3 separate regions of the Homo sapiens genome follow, and all the other regions are linked to region 3. Evidence: chromatin loops called from intact Hi-C (ENCODE). Cell type or tissue: HCT116. All regions are shown on one strand. Region 1 has its middle 2.1 kb from the start of CEACAM6. Region 2 has its middle 1.5 kb from the start of CEACAM5. Region 3 has its middle 23 kb from the start of LYPD4.

What was found. Hi-C counts contacts between places; a loop is a spot of excess contacts. Peaks named below come from ENCODE experiments on the same cell type or tissue, not always from the same donor. Only the 100,000 strongest peaks of a DNase experiment are listed, where the experiment ranks them.
Region 1: a loop joins it to region 3, with 8 times the contacts of the local background. A loop is called at or near these places in 14 of 110 quality-filtered maps.
Region 2: it touches region 3 in a loop (8-fold over the local background); 4 of 110 quality-filtered maps call a loop at or near these places.

The regions. Positions count from the first base shown.
Region 1 is chr19:41,752,191-41,754,690 of GRCh38, forward strand. No RefSeq gene overlaps it. Among named protein-coding and RNA genes, the nearest start is that of CEACAM6, 2.1 kb to the right of the region's middle. In HCT116, CTCF peaks have their summits at 1,163 (motif pointing right), 1,948 (motif pointing left) and 2,147; DNase peaks (open chromatin) are centred at 1,176 and 1,931; H3K27me3 peaks cover 707 bases.
Region 2 is chr19:41,705,903-41,708,402 of GRCh38, forward strand. No RefSeq gene overlaps it. Among named protein-coding and RNA genes, the nearest start is that of CEACAM5, 1.5 kb to the right of the region's middle. RefSeq lists silencers at 845-964, 985-1,034, 1,065-1,114. In HCT116, CTCF peaks have their summits at 1,051 and 1,797 (motif pointing right); a DNase peak (open chromatin) is centred at 1,169; H3K4me3 peaks cover 296 bases; H3K27me3 peaks cover 387 bases.
Region 3 is chr19:41,820,362-41,822,861 of GRCh38, forward strand. No RefSeq gene overlaps it. Among named protein-coding and RNA genes, the nearest start is that of LYPD4, 23 kb to the right of the region's middle. In HCT116, a CTCF peak has its summit at 984 (motif pointing left); a DNase peak (open chromatin) is centred at 940.

The sequences.
Region 1 (2,500 bases), 68 kb before region 3:
CAACTTGGTCCTAAAATCAGGAGATGTTCAGCCTTCTCCACTCCAATTTCCAATGTTCCTTGCTTTGTAGAGAGAGCGCTCTGGAAGCTGCTGAGCCCCATAGCCCTGGGGCCTAAACCACCATTCAGGAAGGGAAGGTTTTTCCATCACTGTGACAGACACCCAGGCCAGAGTCCTCAGCCTAGACTAAAAGGTCTAGCCCCAACCTCCGTTTCCAGTGCAACCCCCTCCACTCACTAAAAATTACTCTCTCTCCACCCAAACTAGACTGTTTGCCCTTCCCTGAACAGGGCTTGTGTTTTCCCACCAGTTCAACTTTGCAGATACACTCAACTCAAAAACCATCTTCCCACAGGCCAGACAAGTGCTCAGCTCCTCCCACACCCAGACAATCACTCTCCATCCTGAAAGCTGGCTTAGCCCTACTGGACTCTCTCTTCTTGCACTTATCTGCTGCCTTATATTGAAGACCTTCCTGTGTCTCTCCTGCCTCCACCCACTACCCTTAGAGGTTGCAGCCTCCTTGGCAGCACAGACTGGTGCACTGTTTCCATATCCCTCATGCTATCCAGCTCAGCACTCAGCAACCATTAGCTAACCGCACGAATGCGTCCTCAGGTTTCTAAATCAAACCAGGGCTTCAGAGCAGGTCTACTGACAACTGGGCTGACCGATTCCTTGTAGTGAGGGCTGTTCTGTGCATTGTGAGATGTTCAGCAGCATCCACATGCCCTCTCTCCACTACATGCCAATAGCAGCCTTCCCCCTCCCTCAAGCACCCTCTTCCTTCATGAAAGCAAAAAATATTTCTAGATATTGCCAAATGTCTCCTTGAGGGAAACCACCCCTAGTCGACAACCATTGCTTTATACCAATAGTTCTCCACCTGGCCCACACATTTACACTTATCTAGGCATTTACCCTCAGCCTGGAAGTCAGGGGGGCCTAGATCCAAATCCTGGTTCTGTCACTCCCTTTGCAACCCTGGACAAGTCGCTTCATTTTTTTTCTAGCCTTTTTATCGTCTTAAGATGAATAAATACCACTGTTCACACAGGCTTGTTGTGAAGATTAGATGAACCTCAGTGTAACCTGGAAAGGGTTCAATAAATGGACTGAATGGAATTTCTAAAGTCGCTCCTAAAGCACTAGGGTGAGGAACTGGGGAAAGCTCGCTGCGCCGCCAGGGGGCGCCATCACAAACCACCTCGGTGGGTGGCGCCGGGCTCGAGCTTTGTTTCCCAGCCAAGTAGTTTGTAATGCGGGCCTGACTCTGAGCTACTTAGTGGCTGGAAGAAATAATAGCCCCTCCATTCCCAAAATAAATCTCAAAATAAAATCTAATCTTATTTTATATCCCTTTTTTTTTTTTTTTGAGATGGAGTTTTGCTCTGTTGCCCAGGCTAGAGTGCATTGGCGCAATCTCGGCTCGCTGCAACCTCTGCCTCCTGGATTCAAGCTACTCTCCTGCCTCAGCCTCCCTAGTAGATGGAACTATTGGTCCCTGCCACCACACCCAGCTAATTTTCATGTTTTTAATAGAGACGTGGTTTTGCCGTGTTGGCCAGGCTGGTCTCGAACTCCCGACCTCAAGTGATCCGTCCATCTCGGCCTGCCAAAGTGCCAAAGCGTAAACCACCGCCCCGAGTGGCTGGCATTGTTTATTATGTCGCTGATATTGTCCCAAATTTGGCCATTGGGAGTTCCTTCTAGTTGGTTTCTGTGACTTTTGACACAACCCCATCATTTTTCAAGCAGTTCCTTACTTCTGGCCCCACAGAATGTTTACTTCTGGCCCCACAAGGCTCCTCTTGTGCTTTCTTGCCCAGCCCTGGATCAGCTATTTCTCCAGGGACCCCTGGTTCCTTTCATGGGAAAATGATGTTTACAGACCATGGGCACCCATATGCCCATTGCTAGTAGGTGCCGGTGCTTCTATGCCCTCTAGTGGTCGGAGCTGGGAAATAACACACCCACACTAGTGTACTGTTACCCACATTTCACAAATTAGGTAAATGAGGCACAGAAAAGTTAGACAACTTGACCAACATCACAGAGAAAATAGGTAGTAGAACTGGAAAACAAAAATAATGACAGATGCACAAGTCCTAACAAGCAAAAGTAACTTCTTCACACATGCATGTTAGCAGAAAGCCACAAGCCCAATATTCCAGCATAGACACTCTCTTTGGAAAATAACCAGAATTCCACAGCAATAAACACAATGATAACCATCACGTACTCAACACCCGCCTGGACACTGGGCTCCCACATATTCCCAACAACTCTGCAAGGAGGATTTTACCATCCTCCTTTTACAAATCAGGGAATCAAGGATCATAGAAGCCAAGTGACTTGTCCAAGTCAACATAGTTAAGTGACAGAACCATTAGCTGAGCCCAGGTCTATATCTGGATATAAATTCCATGCTTATGCCACTATATAAGCATTTCCCAAAACTGATTTTAGGTGAAACATAAATAAACTTTTAAGTTTAACT
Region 2 (2,500 bases), 110 kb before region 3:
CTAAGTGTGAAGACATCTCAGCAGGTGAGGCCAGGTCCCATGAACAGAGAAGCAGCTCCCACCTCCCCTGATGCACGGACACACAGAGTGTGTGGTGCTGTGCCCCCAGAGTCGGGCTCTCCTGTTCTGGTCCCCAGGGAGTGAGAAGTGAGGTTGACTTGTCCCTGCTCCTCTCTGCTACCCCAACATTCACCTTCTCCTCATGCCCCTCTCTCTCAAATATGATTTGGATCTATGTCCCCGCCCAAATCTCATGTCAAATTGTAAACCCCAATGTTGGAGGTGGGGCCTTGTGAGAAGTGATTGGATAATGCGGGTGGATTTTCTGCTTTGATGCTGTTTCTGTGATAGAGATCTCACATGATCTGGTTGTTTAAAAGTGTGTAGCACCTCTCCCCTCTCTCTCTCTCTCTCTTACTCATGCTCTGCCATGTAAGACGTTCCTGTTTCCCCTTCACCGTCCAGAATGATTGTAAGTTTTCTGAGGCCTCCCCAGGAGCAGAAGCCACTATGCTTCCTGTACAACTGCAGAATGATGAGCGAATTAAACCTCTTTTCTTTATAAATTACCCAGTCTCAGGTATTTCTTTATAGCAATGCGAGGACAGACTAATACAATCTTCTACTCCCAGATCCCCGCACACGCTTAGCCCCAGACATCACTGCCCCTGGGAGCATGCACAGCGCAGCCTCCTGCCGACAAAAGCAAAGTCACAAAAGGTGACAAAAATCTGCATTTGGGGACATCTGATTGTGAAAGAGGGAGGACAGTACACTTGTAGCCACAGAGACTGGGGCTCACCGAGCTGAAACCTGGTAGCACTTTGGCATAACATGTGCATGACCCGTGTTCAATGTCTAGAGATCAGTGTTGAGTAAAACAGCCTGGTCTGGGGCCGCTGCTGTCCCCACTTCCCTCCTGTCCACCAGAGGGCGGCAGAGTTCCTCCCACCCTGGAGCCTCCCCAGGGGCTGCTGACCTCCCTCAGCCGGGCCCACAGCCCAGCAGGGTCCACCCTCACCCGGGTCACCTCGGCCCACGTCCTCCTCGCCCTCCGAGCTCCTCACACGGACTCTGTCAGCTCCTCCCTGCAGCCTATCGGCCGCCCACCTGAGGCTTGTCGGCCGCCCACTTGAGGCCTGTCGGCTGCCCTCTGCAGGCAGCTCCTGTCCCCTACACCCCCTCCTTCCCCGGGCTCAGCTGAAAGGGCGTCTCCCAGGGCAGCTCCCTGTGATCTCCAGGACAGCTCAGTCTCTCACAGGCTCCGACGCCCCCTATGCTGTCACCTCACAGCCCTGTCATTACCATTAACTCCTCAGTCCCATGAAGTTCACTGAGCGCCTGTCTCCCGGTTACAGGAAAACTCTGTGACAGGGACCACGTCTGTCCTGCTCTCTGTGGAATCCCAGGGCCCAGCCCAGTGCCTGACACGGAACAGATGCTCCATAAATACTGGTTAAATGTGTGGGAGATCTCTAAAAAGAAGCATATCACCTCCGTGTGGCCCCCAGCAGTCAGAGTCTGTTCCATGTGGACACAGGGGCACTGGCACCAGCATGGGAGGAGGCCAGCAAGTGCCCGCGGCTGCCCCAGGAATGAGGCCTCAACCCCCAGAGCTTCAGAAGGGAGGACAGAGGCCTGCAGGGAATAGATCCTCCGGCCTGACCCTGCAGCCTAATCCAGAGTTCAGGGTCAGCTCACACCACGTCGACCCTGGTCAGCATCCCTAGGGCAGTTCCAGACAAGGCCGGAGGTCTCCTCTTGCCCTCCAGGGGGTGACATTGCACACAGACATCACTCAGGAAACGGATTCCCCTGGACAGGAACCTGGCTTTGCTAAGGAAGTGGAGGTGGAGCCTGGTTTCCATCCCTTGCTCCAACAGACCCTTCTGATCTCTCCCACATACCTGCTCTGTTCCTTTCTGGGTCCTATGAGGACCCTGTTCTGCCAGGGGTCCCTGTGCAACTCCAGACTCCCTCCTGGTACCACCATGGGGAAGGTGGGGTGATCACAGGACAGTCAGCCTCGCAGAGGACAGAGACCACCCAGGACTGTCAGGGAGAACATGGACAGGCCCTGAGCCGCAGCTCAGCCAACAGACACGGAGAGGGAGGGTCCCCCTGGAGCCTTCCCCAAGGACAGCAGAGCCCAGAGTCACCCACCTCCCTCCACCACAGTCCTCTCTTTCCAGGACACACAAGACACCTCCCCCTCCACATGCAGGATCTGGGGACTCCTGAGACCTCTGGGCCTGGGTCTCCATCCCTGGGTCAGTGGCGGGGTTGGTGGTACTGGAGACAGAGGGCTGGTCCCTCCCCAGCCACCACCCAGTGAGCCTTTTTCTAGCCCCCAGAGCCACCTCTGTCACCTTCCTGTTGGGCATCATCCCACCTTCCCAGAGCCCTGGAGAGCATGGGGAGACCCGGGACCCTGCTGGGTTTCTCTGTCACAAAGGAAAATAATCCCCCTGGTGTGACAGACCCAAGGACAGAACACAGC
Region 3 (2,500 bases):
TTGGGCAGATAACTTGAGGTGAGGAGTTCGAGACCAGCCTGGCCAACATGGTGAAACACCATCTCTACCAAAAATACAAAAAAAAAAAAAAAAATAGTCGAGTGTGCTGGCCTGCACCTGTAGTCCCAGCTACTCAGGAGGCTGAGGCAGGAGAATCACCTGAACCTGAAAGGAGGAGGTTGCAGTAAGTGGAGATGGTGCCACTGCATTCCAGCCTGGGTGACAGAGCAACCCCTATCTCAAAAACAAAAAAATTTTTAAGGAATGATGTTAAATGACAGAAGATGAGAAAGACAGCAGAGTAAGTCTCTCCAGCCATTATCTCCCAGCAGAAACATCCATTTGAGCAACTATCCACACACAAAATTACTTTCACAAGAGCCAAAAAAAAAAAAAAAACTCGAACACACGAGTGAAGCTGGGAAGCGCCCTTGGACCACAAAGACAAGCAAAACCACGGTTGGAAGGTAAAGGGATCAGTTCTCTGTGCTTGCAACATGCCTCCCCTCAAGCCATTATGGCACCACACGTGGAAACTCCCCATGGACCCATGATTTTTACACTGGAAAAACTGAGCTAGGGGTGGACATACAGATTCCCCATCATTCCGGGCCCCTCCACAAAAGACTCACTCCTGTATTGGCCCATAGAGAACACTGCAAGTACCTAAGGCCAGTTAAAGACAAAAAGAAGGGGTGGGGTTGGGCAGCCACTGCAAGGAATTTGGCAGTGGCTCTCCATCCCTGCCAGAGGAGATGCTGCACCAAAGACACTGTTTACAGAAACCATGCTGCAGGAAGCATGGTCCACAGATCCTCTGGCCTTGAGGGCCTGGCTGGTTCTCCACAGGGCCCAGGTGCCCTCTGTGGCTCTCCCACCTGCCCCATCCAGGTCCGACATTTCATCAGCAGTGAAGCTAGTGCCAGACTCGCCTCTAACCTGGGCTTAGGGTACCCCCTAGTGTTGAAATGGAAGACAACAGTCAGTCCACTCACAATTTCTAAATAAGCCCACTGAAATAGAATGGTCACAAACAAACTCAGGCTGTAAAGACCGTAATAAACACCTAATTCACCAATGCATAGATAGAGACGCAGATCTAGGAATAAGAATAGCCTAGGAACGTGCCTCGTCAAATAGACAGAACAAAATGCCAATGAATTATCCTAAAAACATGCAAATGAATGGTCTGGCAGGCAAAGAATTCAAAACGGCTGTTTTAAGAAAACTCAGAGAACTTAAAGAAAACATAGAGAAACAATTCAGACGTTTGTCAGAGAAATGTAACAGCGAAAGTAAAATAATAAGAAACAAACAGAAACCTTGAAGCTGAGAAGTACAATATGAAATGAAAAATGTGCCGGGCGCGGTGGCTCATGCCTGTAATCCCAGCACTCTGGGAGGCCGAGGCGGACGGATCACGGGGTCAGGAGATCGAGACCATCCTGGATAACACGGTGAAACCCCGTCTCTACTAAAAATACAAAAAATTAGCCGGGCGTGGTGGCGGGAGCCTGTAGTCCCAGCTACTCGGGAGGCTGAGGCAGGAGAATGGCGTGAACCCGGGAGGCGGAGCTTGCAGTGAGCCGAGATCGGGCCATTGCACTCCAGCCTGGGCGACAAAGCAAGACTCCGTCTCAAAAAAAAAAAAAAAAATGTGTCGGGCATAGTGCTGCATGACTATAGTCTCAGTTATTCAGGAGAATGAAGTGAGAGGATCACTTGAGTCCAGGAGTTTGAGACCAACCTGCTCAATATAGTGAGACCCCCGTCTCTGAAAAAATAAAAAATGTACTGTGTTCATGGACTGGAAGAATTAATATTGTTAAAATGTCCATACTAACCATGATGAACTACAAATTCAACTCAGTCTCTAGCAATATTTCAATGGCATTCTTCACAGAAGTAGAAATATAGGCCATTCGCAGTGGCTCGCGCCTGTAATTTCAGCACTTTGGGAGGCCACAGTGGGTGGATCACTTGAGGCCAGGAGTTAAACTACACTGACCAACCTGGCCAATCCCATCTGTACTAAAATACAAAAATTAGCCAGGCACGGTGGTGCATGCCTGTAACCCCAGCTACTCAAGAGGGTGAGGCAAGAGAATTGCTTGAACATGGGAGGCCGAGTTTGTAGTGAGCCAAGATGGCGCCACTGTACTCCACCCTGGGCAACACAGCAAGACTCTGTCTCAAAAAAAAGAAAAAAGAAAAATGCTCCCAATACTCTGGGAGGCCGAAGCAGGTGGATTACCTGATGTCAGGAGTTCGAGACCAGCCTGGCCAACATGGTGAAACCCCATTTCTACTAAAAACACAAAAATGTGCTGGGTGTGGTGGTGTGCACCTATAATCCCAGCTACCTAGGAGGCTGAGGCTGGAGAAATTTTTTATTTCCTTATTAATTTCTTCATTTACCCATTGGTGGCTCAGTAGTATGTTGTTTAATTTCCATGTGCTGGTGTGTTTTCTGGGATTCCTCTCATTATTAATTTCTAGT